Linked DNA regions of Homo sapiens: region 2 is linked to region 1. A link is an interaction called in ENCODE POLR2A ChIA-PET data of the cell type or tissue named here. Cell type or tissue: MCF 10A. All regions are shown on one strand. Links, peaks and the distances in the headings refer to the core of each region. The heading gives the core; the rest is flanking DNA.

Evidence for each region. Peaks named below come from ENCODE experiments on the same cell type or tissue, not always from the same donor. Only the 100,000 strongest peaks of a DNase experiment are listed, where the experiment ranks them.
Region 2: POLR2A ChIA-PET joins it to region 1 with 18 read pairs; 4 of 35 experiments call an interaction of 5 or more read pairs at or near these places.

What each region holds. Positions count from the first base shown.
Region 1 is chr1:113,449,447-113,457,044 of GRCh38, forward strand. All of the region lies in intron 1 of MAGI3 (membrane associated guanylate kinase, WW and PDZ domain containing 3), which reads left to right. It also overlaps the pseudogene LOC100421402. Among named protein-coding and RNA genes, the nearest start is that of MAGI3, 63 kb to the left of the region's middle. In MCF 10A, for the core only: CTCF peaks have their summits at 3,682 (motif pointing left), 4,291 and 4,491; DNase peaks (open chromatin) are centred at 3,655 and 4,175.
Region 2 is chr1:113,393,796-113,401,393 of GRCh38, forward strand. The region is part of intron 1 of MAGI3 (membrane associated guanylate kinase, WW and PDZ domain containing 3); the gene reads left to right. Among named protein-coding and RNA genes, the nearest start is that of MAGI3, 7.1 kb to the left of the region's middle. In MCF 10A, for the core only: no CTCF peak of the experiment used is centred there; a DNase peak (open chromatin) is centred at 2,976.

The DNA.
Region 1 (7,598 bases), core at 1,208-6,207:
TCACTTAGAAGATTTGGGGCTGGATCTATATTTTTTCATCATTTTAACATTTGGGGGTTAAAATTTCCAGACCGTTGGAGACGACATCCATCCAGAACAGAGTAGATCCTGGAGATTCTGGATAAATTATCTGCAAGTGCATTTTTTTTTCCCAATAGATTGAGTTTATTATCAACATTCAGTTTGCTGATTAAAAAATTTTTCAGTATATCGATATTGAACTCGAGTTGGAAGAGGCGAGTCTGGTCTCAAAATGGAGGGCCATGATCCAAAGGAACCAGAGAAGTTGAGAAAACTGTTTATTGGTGGTCTGAGCTTTGAAACTACAGATGATAGTTTAAGAGAACATTTTGAGAAATGGGGCACACTCACAGATTGTGTGGTAATGAGAGACCCCCAAACAAAACGTTCCAGGGGCTTTGGTTTTGTGACTTATTCTTGTGTTGAAGAGGTGGATGCAGCAATGTGTGCTTGACCACACAAGGTTGATGGGCGTGTAGTGGAACCAAAGACAGCTGTTTCTAGAGAGGATTCTGTAAAGCCTGGTGCCCATCTAACAGTGAAGAAAATTTTTGTTGGTGGTATTAAAGAAGATACAGAAGAATATAATTTGAGAGACTTCTTTGAAAAGTATGGCAAAATTGAAACCATAGAAGTTACGGAAGACAGGCAGAGTGGGAAAAAGAGGATTTGCTTTTGTAACTTTTGATGAGCATGATACAGTTGATAAAATTGTTGTTCAGAAATACCACACTATTAATGGGCATAATTGTGAAGTGAAAAAGGCCCTTTCTAAACAAGAGATGCAGTCTGCTGGATCACAGAGAGGTCGTGGAGGTGGATCTGGCAATTTTATGGGTCGCGGAGGAAACTTTGGAGGTGGTGGAGGAGCTATGGTGGTGGAGGTGGTGGCAGCAGAGGTAGTTATGGAGGAGGTGATGGTGGATATAATGGATTTGGAGGTGATGGTGGCAACTATGGTGTGGTCCTGGTTATAGTAGTAGAGGGGGCTATGGTGGTGGTGGACCAGGATATGGAAACCAAGGTGGTGGATATGGTGGAGGTGGTGGAGGATATGATGGTTACAATGAAGGAGGAAATTTTGGCGGTGGTAACTATGGTGGTGGTGGGAACTATAATGATTTTGGAAATTATAGTGGACAACAGCAATCAAATTATGGACCCGTGAAAGGGGACAGTTCTGGTGGAAGAAGCTCGGGCAGTCCCTATGGTGGTGGTTATGGATCTGGTGGTGGAAGTGGTGGATATGGTAGCAGAAGGTTCGAAAAACAGCAGAAAAGGGCTACAGTTCTTAGTAGGAGAGAGAGCGAGGAGTTGTCAGGAAAACTGCAGCTTACTTTGAGACAGTCCTCCCAAATGCATTAGAGGAACTGTAAAAATCTGCCACAGAAGGAACGATGATCCATAGTCAGAAAAGTTATTGCAGCTTAAACAGGAAACCCTTCTTGTTCAGGACTGTCATAGCCACAGTTTGCAAAAAGTGCAGTTATTGATTAATGCAATGTAGTGTCAATTAGATGTACATTCCTGAGGTCTTTTATCTGTTGTAGCTTTGTCTTTTTCTTTTTCTTTTCATTACATCAAGTATATTGCCCTGTAAATTGTGGTAGTGGTACCAGGAATGAAAAATAAAGGAATTTTTAACTTTTCAAAAGAAAAATTTTTCAGTATATCTGCATAAATGAAATTGGTCCATCATGTGTATTAGAGGAAGCTATCCTTACTCCGTTTGTTATCAGGATTATGTTAGCTTGAAGAATGGACTGATAAACTTTCTATAAGGCTTATTACAGGCTTTAACCTGTAAAATTGATCTCATCGTAAACAGCTTTGAGAGTATACAGATAGTTGACTATTTTTCTTCTCTGGTTTCTTCAGATACTCTTCATCATCTTGGATTTGTTTTAATAATTTATATATGTTAAAGAAAATAATCAAAACTGTGCAGATTTATAAATCTTTAAAATTGTACACAATATTATATATTTTAAAACTCCCTACATATGCAGTTTTATCACCCTTCTCATTTATGGTACACCATAAGACTCACTTTTTGATGCCAAGTGTTCTCGAAAATGTCCTAAGGAAGATCATTGCTGGAACAATGTTATTTTTGAGACTTTTGTTCCTTATAAGGAAATAGACATCAATTAAGGAGGGAATTTTTTTTTTGGAGGTGGAAATGGGTAGTATGATCAAGCAACTATATGTATATTTCCCTGGGGAACACGGCATTAAGAAGAGAAAATAATCCCAACTATTAACAATTTCATCTGTGCAGTGGTTTTTATTCTGCAACATTGTCTTTTCTATTTTTGTACATGTTTTCTAGAAAAGGTAAACATGTAGTAGAAATAAATGTGATGTTAATTGCTATGGCAGTGTGTCTGTACACATTACTTTTTTCTCCTGTCTACCCACCTTCCATTGGCAATCACCCAACTGGTTAGGTAAATGAGGGTGGATGGATAATAAACGTTTCTTCACAATTACTTCCTTAGCTCTCAAAAGGGATTCTGAAGCATTCCATTATAAGTGCTGCTTACAGACATGCTGAAATGACCACTTTTTGCTCTGGAGTGATATTCTTTGCTTAATAAAGAACAAGAGATCACAATATCTTTCTTTCCTGAGCAGAAGCAGGGCAAACTGTTGATTCCTTTTTGTTTTTTTCCTGCAAAGAAAGGACCTTGCTTATGTCACCCAATTTCCCCTTTCAGGAAGGGGAAGTAATTTTTAGTAAGTCAAGGTATGTAGTAGCCATAAGGTCTTCTGTTTAGGATTAAGGTTCAGTGAAGTCATTTGGCATTCATTTATTTTTGGAGTTTTGATCCGAAAGCTGCTTCATTGCAGAATTTTAGTCTGAATTATGTTCTAAAGATTGATGATCTCTCTATGGGACTTCACTGTAACTACTCCATTAGGACATCAGATTTAGCCAAGTATTTATGTGTTAATTTTGTTGGATTAACTTATGTGCATAGACATACACACACACACACACACACACACACACACACACTGAAGCCTCATTGTTCCCTTAAATTTTAATTTTTATTTGATATCTTTTCATAATCTATTGAGAAAAGTTATGATGGGAATGCAGTACTGTGAGTTTGCACTGACAATAAAGGTTGATCTATGACAGCCTCTTAGAAGCAACTACTTTAAAATATTTTATAGTGGGAAAAAACCCCACAAATGCAGTTGTTGTTTTGTATACTTTTTTCTCTGTTGACCTGAATAGGATTAAATAACCTCTAGGGTGATTTGCCCATTCAGCAAAGTGGCACAGGCCAAAAAGGAGATTAAAGTAGGATGAGGGGGAAACAAGGAAAACATGACAAAGGAAAACCCAAGATTAGAAAGACTCAGTGAAGAAATTTTACTCAAAGAAATAAAGAGGTTTTTTCTTCCTTCAGTATCCCCAAAGCAATATAGCAGGAAATCTTACTTTGATTATCCATCAACAAGCAAGAGTGGAATTAATAAGTTGACCAGCAAATTGATACATTCCACTGTGCACGCAAAAGTCAGACCCTTATAAGTAAGCAGTTGCATGATATACTTTATAAGTATATAAGCACATATGTTACAAGTTCTTCATGGGAAAGCAGACCAGCTCAGCCTAGCCTGAATGCCACCTAGTGTTCTCTTGTATGTATAGGATACAAGTGGAGCCAATGGTTGATTAATTGAAAATGACAATTAAGATAGGGAATTACATAAATTGATATAAATTTTCATGAGCATTTGATTTTTAACTTAAAGCATATACTGACTGGAGACTGCTGTCATCTTTCTTGCATAAACAACATATAATGCTTGTCTCCTGTTTCCAATTCAAATTTCCATAAAGTAGAACAAGAGCTTAGCAAACTGAGTATGGAATCCTACTCGATTTTTATATTTTTTATAACAATTTTTCTTTTCTAACATTTTGAGATTTACCTTTCCAAAGCTTTCAGTGTTTTCCCAAAACATTTATCTGTTTTCATAGAAACACCCTTTTTGTACTCATATTTCATAATATTTAATTAAATATTAAATTGCATAATCACAAATTGGCATAAAAGCAGTGAGAATGAACATAACTTGGTAAAACAGAATGTGAAGACATACTGCTATTGGAGTAGTCTGTTTGATTTAGCTTGCCTGTGGGCAGCTGCATGTTTTAAACAGGAAATGTAGAGCTAGCCCTTACATAGTGGAGATAGCCCATTTGGGGAGTTTCTGCTCTGTTTGATTTGGCTGATGCCTGTATTCTTCTTTAGGGATAATTAGCTATGATAGGCCTTTATGGCTAAGACTTTAAACAATAATACTTGGTGAAGTGAGTTGTCAAGGAGCTAAATATACACATTAGTATGAGAAGAGAGCAACACGCAATCTGATTTCAGAGCTGGTGCACTTAACCATCATGCTATCTACTGCTTCCCCTTGTGGGAAGTATTAGCATGCCACTTTATGTCCATAATATAGCAAGTAGATAAGAAATGGTGCATAGGAAATAATATAATTATGCTGACCCTTTTCTATATTAAACATTATTCTCAAAAAACAGAGCATATACCTCAGATATCTCTAGAAGAGTTACCAAAACTGATCTTCTATTAGGTTAACAGTATGCCACTAAATGAGTAAGAACAGGAATTATGCAAGCCATTTATGTAGATGAAATTCAAATAGAATTATAAATAACAAAACTGAAAAAGCCATTTGGTTGATAATTATTATTTGGGATGCATATTTTGCTTGTTTTAAATTAGTTTTCAGGGTCTTCTTCCTTTAGGGGTAGCTTAGCTCAGTCTTTAGCCTGATTCAGTTCAAGAGAAGAAAGGCTAACTACTTTTTACCCATAAGAGGCAGTGCAGCTTACTCTCTGGAGTCAAGCTAACAAGTATGACCTGTCCGTACATTTTAATTTCACTTAGTAGCTGTGTGACCTCGGGCAAATTACCTTACCTCTCTTGTCTCAGTTACCTCATTATAAAATAGGGATTAGTATCTATTACACAGAATTTCTTTTATTTATTTATTTTATTATACTTTAAGTTCTGGGATACATGTGCAGAATGTGCAGGTTTGTTACATAGGTATATACATGTCATGGTGGTTTGCTGCACCCATCAACCCATCTCTACATTAGGTATTTCTCCTAATGCTATCCCTCCCCTAGCCCCCCATCCCTCGACAGGCCCCGGTGTATGATGTTCCCCTCCCTGTCTCTATGTGTTCTCATTGTTCAACTCCCACTTATGAGTGAGAACATGCGGTATTTGGTTTTCTGTTCTTGTATTACACAGAATTTCAATGAGAATTAAATGGATTCATGTGAAGTTCTTACAACAGTGCCTGGTGTATAGTAAATGCTCAGTAAATGATAGTCATCATCATCCTTATCAACCTTGAAAAAGGGAAATAGTGATATTATTGTTGAAAATATAGCCAGAAACATGAATCTGAAGTATGTAGTATTGGAGATTAGGTACAGAATAAACAAGAAGTAGAACCAGAGAAGGCATACGTGAAAAATTAATGTGTGGTCCAGAATAGATGTCATAGTTCTGGGCATTACCTCTTGTTCATTAAAAGATAAATAGTGGGTCAGGGTAGAAATAAAAAAATAAGCTGGAGGAAGGAAATAATAAAAATGACATAGAAATACAGTAGGATAAATTCGAGAGTGGACTTTCTGAAAAATCCCAATAATATATGAGTACCTACAGCAAATCTAATTGGAAAAGAAAAAGAACGGGGGAAATCATTTAAAAAGTTAAAAAGAGGATCAGGGAGAGATCCTAAATAGTGTGAGAGACTGCTATGCAGAGTTGTGTGGTAATATATTTGGAAATCTTGATGAAATCTAAAATTTCCTAGCAGATATAAAAATCAGCTAGAGAAATAGAAGACTGTGATTATGTCATTCTTCTGCTTGAAATTCCCCTAAATAGCTTCCCATTGTTCTCAAGATAAAGATAGATACTTTCAACTTGTCTTCCAGTCCTCCCTGATCTGACCTGTTTCTTGCCATCCAGGCCTTGCATTCTTTTCCCTTGGGCTCCTGCACTCTGGCCATATTGATCTTCTTTCTGTTCATCTAATACTGTTCTCTTTTGCACCAGGACCTTTGCACGTCCTGTTTGTTTTGTGTGTTTTGAACACTTAATTTCTATTAATCCTTAGATTTCTACTCAAGTTTCATGTCATGGGGAAACTGAACCTTACTCTTCACAGACTAGGTTTGGGTCCCTGTGCCATCTGCTCTCATAGCTCCTTATACTTTGTTTTCATACTTAACACTATTAACAATTATTTCTGGGTATTTATGTCTCTTTCTCCCCAAGTATATCATAATTTCTTTGATGGTAGAATTGATGGCTGTTTTGCTTATTCTTGCCTAGCACAGAGAGAGGTACTCAGTATTTTCTGATTAAATAAGGACTTGCATAGTCAAATAACCTCTTCCGTTTTTTCTTTTTTCTCTCTCTTTTTTTTTTGGAGATGGAGTCTTGCTCTGTCGCCCAGGCTGGAGTGCAGTGGCATGATCTCGGCTCATTGCAAGCTCTGCCTCCCGGGTTCACGCCATTCTCCTGCCTCAGCCTCCCGAGTAGCTGGGACTACAGGCGCCCGCCACCACGCCCGGCTAATTTTTTTTTTTTTTTTTTTTTGTATTTTTAGTAGAGACAGGATTTCACCATGTTAACCAGGATGTTCTTGATCTCCTGACCTCGTGATCCGCCCACCTCAGCCTCCCAAAGTGCTGGGATTACAGGCGTGAGCCACCACGCCCGGCCCCATTTTTTCTTTAATAGTGAGATTTAGAAACCCATCCTCTCTCTCTCTCCCTCTCAAACATAAAAAACAACCTAAGTTGTTTCACAGACACATTCTTGTAAGCTTTCTAGGAAATAATTTTCTATATCCAACTGTTTTGTAACATACCCATATACATATAGAAAGCTATCCAGTTCATTTTATTTCAATCTCAAATTTGATAAAGTACCAAAAAGTAGTAATACAGACCTAGTTCAGTCATGAATATGGATGGGAAAAGTCAATATAAAATTCTAGCAAATCAGATTCAGCAGGATATTAAAAGAACATTTCATAACATAAGTTATACATTGAATTTAAAAAGTAGGTGAATATTAGATTAAAAATGAAAAACCACATGGTGATCTTAATGCCACAAAAGAGTTTGATAAAACTCAATATTCATTCTTTATAAAAGTATTTAATGGTTTGGATGAAGACTTCTTCAGTTAAAGAAAAACAAAGAAGAATTTCTGTCCAAACCAATATCCCAGTATCTTGCTATATAATGAAATGATAGAGTCATTTCTATGAAAATAGGATAAAATAAAGAGGCTTGCGGATACAGCCTTTTTTTTTTTTTTCCAAGTTCTAGACAATGCAATAAAACATAACAGAAATTAGAAGCAGGGCTTTTGGAAAAAAGGAGATACAGTTCCCATTTATTTGCAGGCCGATTGGTTATATCTAGAAACCAAAGAGAAAATTAAAAACTTTTGGAATTAGTAAGAATAGGTATGAATTAATATGAGAGTTGAGTT
Region 2 (7,598 bases), core at 914-5,913, 56 kb before region 1:
TTTTTGCTTTTATCTAAACTTTGTGACAGAAATTGATTTTTCAATTTAATAAGGTATTGTAAAGTGTACTTAGCACTCTCTTGTCTTGACTAGTTGCTTTTTATTAAACCATATTCATAACATGACATTTAGAGACTAGCACAGTGAAAGAGTAAAATTTAACCATTTTTGTAAGATGTAATACTAATCGGAAATGTTCTCATATTGTCTTCTGACAAAGTCCATGGCAGAAGGATGAGCTGGGTTGTAGAACATGGCTTTTGTAGCACTGATTCTTCCTAGCCTTCTTTTCACTTAGGTGCTAAGGGTCGCCCTCCCAAAGCCAGTACTATCAGCCAGGTGACTTAACATCTTTCTGGCAGCTACTGTCTTTAGCTTTGATTTTTTTTCCCTTTTTTTGTTGTTATAATCTTTAATAGAGAATTGAAAGTTACTCTTTAAAATATGGTTTCTAATCTGAAGCTTTTCCTGAATCAATTAGGTAGTTTCTTATTGTTTTAGTGTAGTACTTAGTAGTCAGTACTTTGCCCGCTTATAGAAGAATCTTTGGTTTCACCTATTGCTTGGCTCGATTAGTTACTTGTTTCTTAATTATGACCCTGTTGTTTATTTTTCTGCAAAGAGAAAAGTTGTCATTTGAGTTTGAACTTTGTCTTTTCCCAGTAGTAAAGTTGAACTTTGGACCTCTGGTGAAATTGTTTTGTGATATACTACTATGACTAGGTTTAGTTTCTTTGATTTTACTACAGAGTATATATTCTTAAACCATTTCTATTCTGATTAATATACAAGTAGTGAATTTTGTTCTGAAATTCCCCAGACTCTAATTGTGCAGAGTTTTATGCTTCTTCATACACCTTTAAGCTCATATTTCAGCAGTTTGCTTTCAGTAAGTTTCAGTAAATTATGTGTATTTTATTCCAGAGATTAAGTATCGGTACAATAAATACATGAAATCATTGTCTACTGCCATATGCACACATTACATTCAACTACCCTAAGCAAGTAGTGTATCCAGGGATGGAAATCATAGGAAACAATGTTATAGTTTGTTTAAATAAAAACCAAGTTGAAACAGTTCCTGGGTAATGTTAAAGGTAGGTAAAAGTCTTCACTGCTGACTCTTTGGGACATCCAATTTGTAAGGGAGTTTTGTTAAAATGGGCTAATTCCTAGAAATACACTTCCTGTTGGTGAAGAAACACTACTGGATGCTTTAAAATAGGAAATATTTATGTTATTCAAATAAAAATAATGCTGTGCCTTTCTTATCTCTTGAATCTTTTTGTTAGTTTTTTTTTTTTTTTTTTTTTTTTTTTTTAGTGGGATATTTAGGATTTTTGATGAGTTTTGTTTAGGTGGTTGTATTATATGAGGATGGGAAAGGTAAGAGAATTTAGAGTTAATTGTTAGCCTCCCAGGCTTACAATACATTTCTTCGTACCTTTTTTAAAACAAGAAAATCTAGAGACCTAGAGATTATTTTAGAAACAATAGAAAAAGAAGCAAGCCAAGCCCCTTTGCTAGGGAAAGTAGCATTACATTTTGATAAACCTTGAAGTTGAAAATTTCCTATTTCAAATTTTGGTAGTTTTTTTTTCTTTTTTCCCTAAAGCTCTTAATAACTCAGGGGTTCAGGTTTTGGATTCTGTTCATTGACACCTTCAATTCATATGAGTAATGGGCTTACACCTTAGCAATTGCAAGCTGATTTGCTTGCATGATATTTGATGACTTTTATTATATCATTAACATCTTTGTACTTAAAAAATATTTTCTCTCCATCATTCTCTAAGAGTACTATATCCAAATATCTCAGTATGTATATATGTATATACGTGTGTGTATATATATATTATATGCATATATGTATATGTATATACACACACACATACTTTTGTTAACTTTTCTTGTATATCATTTTCTAGTATATCATTTTGGGTACTTTATTGATCCTGCCCTCACCCCCAGACTTTTATAATTTAGTTTGTAAAACTTTATTTTCCTAGGTTGAGGCATTTTAATAATTCTTTAATTTCTTGCTATCTTACTGGTACAAACAAATACTTAACATTTGGCCATTTGATTTTTAGATGATTTTAAATTTTATTCAGTTTATTGCTAAAACTGATTTTCATGTAACATAACTCTGTGTTCCTGGGACGTATACATTATTTTTCCTCTGAGATCCTGGCACATACTTTATAAAACCTTTTGTTTTGAGAGACAAATTTTTGTGATTTTTTTTCTGCTAATTTATGTAAACTGGCGACAAAACAAATCTTCTAAATTCATTCAAGTGTCTGACTTATGAAGTCAGTGCCTAATCTTCTCAAGTGATAGTTTCATACAGAGTCTTTACTATGTAACCCCTAAGTGCTTTGTAATTTTTGGGGGGACTTAGTGTTTTGGGAGTATGTTGAAAGAGAATCTTGTTTTTATGGATTACTTCAGTATTATTTACCAATTTCAAAATCTGTGAATGTCAGGGTTGTGTGTGTGTGTGTGTGTGTGTGTGTGTGTGATTTGACAAAAGATAAGTGTTTTGGTATTGAAGACTAGAACCGTTTCGCCTTTAATAAATTATTTTTTGTCTTCTGAAATTTTGAGCAATAATTTTCTTGAAATACTACATTTTGGTAGATAGAGTGAATGCCCTGAATTTAAAACTATTGTCTAAAGTAAGAGTTTCAGAAACTTAGAAGCTGGTGTTATGAGACATGTTTGTAGGGAAAGAGGCAAATCCATTCATTGCTCTTCTAGCTAATTTTGCTAACAAAATATCTTGCTAATATTTTGTTTTTGAAGAACAACTATTATTCAGAATGTTTTCCAAGAAAAGATGCATATTTTATTTAATACAGAAAAAATAAGAAGTCCTATTACTGGCACGCATTCATTCCCTCAGCAAATACTTAGTGGTGCACCCACCAAGTGCCAGCATGGAGCTAGCACTGGCGATATAAACATGAGTCAGAAATTGTGTGTCTTCAAGAAGCTGGCAGTTTAGTGGGAGCTTAATGACTCATTGGTAAGGAATACCTGTAGTAAGGGTTTTGCCTTTTTCACTTTTCTGCCAGTGTTTAAAACTCTTTAGGTAGGTCTTAGTATGAATTTTGGTGAAAATGAGACTAACTGGCTGCATAGTGTGCTATTCGAAAAAGTAGTGGAGCTGCATTTTAGAAAGGATTTGGGTTCTCAAGTCATCACAAAAAGAGGGAAATCAAATATAAGCAAAACTGTCTTTTCAAAAAGCCCTTAAATTGTGCATAAAATACTATATTGTACTGTTTGTAGGATGAGTCCAAATGCCACTTTTCCACCCATGTTGGAACCAATTGCAGTTTTTTGGTCGAATACCAGAAGAAGTAATTTGCTTGCATTAAAAAGATATGTTTTACAAAAAAACTTTTAATTCTAAGAAATTATCCTCATCTAGGTATGTACAGTGAATTTATGGAAATTAAATGTGTACATGAAGTGAAAGAATGATTTCTTTTCTTTTTTTCTTTTTAATATCTTGGTAGGATCCACGCCATCTGCCCTTGTTTTCTGACTTGAGTGGTTGAGGAATGAATTGTGAATAATTTTGAACTTGTTTGGGTTTTGAAAGATGACAGATTTTGGTTGAGTGGAATTAGGATCTTTCCAGTAGTAGGTAAGAAGCAGAGGAGGAGAAAAACACAGGGCAAAAACGTTCCATACAGAAAGGTTTACAGTGTGGTCCATCTCAATAATTTTGTGTGTGTTTGTGTACAAGGGCACAAAATCCACATTATAGAATAATTGGAAATTATTTTGTACAAGGGCACAAAATCCACATTATAGAATAATTGGAAAATAGAGGGAAGATCATATTAATTGTTTAAATGTATAGGTAGTTCCATTATGAATAGTCTCCTGTAAGTTTTTTTTAAATGTGTTATCTCCTCGAAATAATGCTCTAAGGTGCTTAATGCTATTTCTGCCTTCAGCCTCATTCCACTCATAATGTTATACTATGAATATTTTTATTTAACCCTTAATGTACCATTAGTTCTGTTCTTTATGGTTAATAGCCCTATTTTTGTTGTTTTGGAAGTCTAGCCAGTTTTATGGGAAAACACAATTTGCTAGCCTAGGAAAAAGGGAATTGAAAAATATATTTTCATCTTAATCCCGCCTTCCCTTTTGTTACAGCCACAGCCGACTGGCTTCCAGTGAGAAGGGTGGCATCATTATATCTCCATTCTTCCCTGAACCCTAGCAATTTATCCTGATGCAGCCACTCAGCTGCATTGCAGTGGTTTCCAGGAGCAACCCACTTACCTGCAGCCCCCACCCATTTCAGTCATCCCAACATGGCCAGGGGAACATAGATTACATTTTGAGGACCATAATTTGACTTATGACATATCTAAATACCTGAGAAAGGACACGCTGTCCTTATAGGTGATTAGGTACTTGTTTTATTAACACATACTGAGAGATATTGTTTTAGAGACTCTGTATGGGTTATGAAGGGTTAAACTTTTTTGCCATAATTTGTTTGGAGTTTAGGGTTTGGTTTTAAAAAATATCATGCAGTGGTAATTGGAAAAAATTTTGTTTCAAATTTATTAATAATTAAGATCTTTTCTATTTGGAGGCTTCCCTTTTTATTGTCTTGGGTATACAATGTGAACGGTAACCGATCTACTTAATTAAAACTTTCTGGCATTTTAGCCTCTTTGCTTTTGCTGGTTTTTTTGCACATAATTTGAAACACGTAATTATTATTTTCTGGCTTCAGGGGAGTTTGTGAGAGGCAAGCCTGTATCTCGTTGTTCTGATTGGGAATTACACATGACTATGAAAAATGGGATTTTACTATACATAATGGCATTTAACAGAAGTAGTTTTATGAAAGGAAAATATCCTACAAGGTAGGAAAAAAACAAGTATTTATTAATGCTTCATTTTCTGAACTTAAATAGAATTAAGCTAAATTGGCTTTGCTTTTTCCTCCAATAAAATAACTTTTAAAAATTCACTTTAATGGAGTAGTTCCAGAGATATATTACTCTTTGGATATGGTTATCTAGTTTGCAGCAAGTATCTTGTGATATATAGCTTAGATCTCAGCAGGAAAGAAAAAAATCTTAATTTACATATCAGTTTCTGTATTTGTAAGAATTCTGTAGCAAGTGACAGAAACGCTGTTGAGATTAATGTAGGCTAAGAAGAAATTTATTGACTTACATACATTAAAATCCAGGCATAGATCAGTAACAGCTAACTTCTGTTCTCAAGTGTTGGTCATTAGAATTATTATTTGGTTCTCTTTTCTTCTGGGTTGGATTTTTTCTCAGCTAGACTGTCAGTGTAGCGGTGAAGGTAGCTCTGAACCCCGAAGTCATACAGGGTCCTTAAAGCTTCTCATCTTTTTGGAGTCTAATAACAAATCTCATGCAGGGACTTTGGCCCTGTGCCCATCTCTTGGACCAATTATTGTAGAGAGAGGAGAGGACAATGAAGTGCCATGATTGGTCAGGCGTGGGGACATGTCTACCCTTGCAGCTGGGTATAAATAGCATAATATGATTAATAACTGTAGCAGAACCCCAAGACGTAAGGGAGGGGGAGTTCCTGAAAGGGTGGGATGCCGAGGAATCAATACTACAGGAAATGATCTCTTTTAAAACATTTAATCTCTCTTACTTGGAGGCCAGAAGTAGTACACAGTTGTCATAAAACTATCATTTTTAGAAAAACAGATATTGGCTGTAAACCAAAACTGATTTGATTTCTAGGCACTGCTTTTACTCAAATATTTAAATAAAAAATTGCTTTTATTTAAAAGTTATTTCTTTAAAAAATTGAAATACTGATACCTTAATGTGCACAATTTAAAAGTATTTCTTGTAATTTTTATTTAATTTTCTTTAAAAAAATTAAATAAGATTCTCTAAAATCAATGCTGTTGATTTTTAGGGAGATGGAATACTTTGGAAGATTAACAGTCTTTGGCATTGAGAAAAATATTATTAGCCTAGTTAAACAATTACGTTTTTAAAACAATTTTATTCTACCATTTTGAAAATGAAATTCTAAACGAATTACTTTCCAAGGTGTTTTGCTTTTAAAACAATGGTCTTTTTAAACACAAATTGAGACAATGTCATTATTGTAGTATTTCTGAGGGCTCCCTAATAATACTTTTTAACCATGATTTCGTGGAAATTATGTGAAAGGAACTACTTCACTGACTCTTATATAAAATGGGTATATAAGAGTTTTGAAACATTACTTAAGTATGGTGTCATGTGGTAACTGTTTAATTACCAAAAATGTTATTTGGCAGATATTGCAGGATAAAATCTGATCCCCTTTTTAAAGTTTTTTATAGCCTCCACTGGGAGAACAGAGGTACTCAGAGCAGGGGTAGACAGTTGAAAGAGAGGGGTGGGTGCTCCAAATAACATTTCATACTATTTTTATATTCTATTACTGTATCAATGTCTTCAGCTTTGGTGCCATAAAAATAATAATTTTAGTAATAACTTTGAGTTTATATATGCCATGCACAGTAGGAGTTTTGTAGTTTTGCCAAGTGTCATCTGGTAGTTGGATCTTTAGTGAATATTAAATGTTGGTAGATTATTGGTGAATGCACTTACTGTACATAAAAATGAACATTCATGGAATTGGGTGTGATTTGCCAGTAAGAATCATCATAGCAAGTACTTTGTATTGTTAGATTAGTTTGGGCACCCTTCGGATGACTTTAGACCATATTTGGAAAATTACTGCTTCTACTTCAAAAGCCTGTAATAATTAGAGTTCTCCAATATTAATTCCATATATTGATTAATTAAGCCATGAAATCTAGTAAAATGATATAGTCTTTATTACCTCTGTTCACAGAATTGTATCTCAATCCAACTTGGTAGCTTTCAGCAGAACACTTTGTCAAAATATTATTAATTTTAGCTAAGAATTCTATTCACTAATTTCAGTGTTTAAGTTAGAATGCACATGCTAGTGAAAATTTTAATTTCCTTTGAATAGAATTAGATTTGCTAACTAGAGCAATCTCACAATGTAATGCTGATGACTGAAATGACACTTCAGCCTCCCTTGGGTGACAACCCTAAGTTTAGACAACCTTACTCTAATAGGAATATTGAGGACTTATCACAACATATTAGCTGTCATTTAGAGTAATAACTTCCATGTCAGGGCATTTTATACCTGTCTTATTTGGTTTATAAGGATGTATATATTAGCATTCATGTTTTCTTATAAAGAACTTTATATATTTTTATTCTCTATGAGTCAGATATTATCATCTTCCTTTACACATGAGAAAATTGAGTTAGAGAGATTAACACGTGAAAGTTCACACAGACTCACAGGAAGAATTATGAACTGACACAGCGTTGAGTCTTTCTTTACTTTCTGGATAGAATATTAGTTCATTATATCCAAAAAACCTGTCTTCCTTTTTCTAGTAAAAGGAAAAAGCACAATTCTGAATTGTTTGCGTGGGTGTTAAATGCAGTAAAACACTGGGCAAGTACTTACAATAAAGGCTTCACTGCTTGGTTCTGTTTCAAAACAGAGTTTGTGGCCGTGCA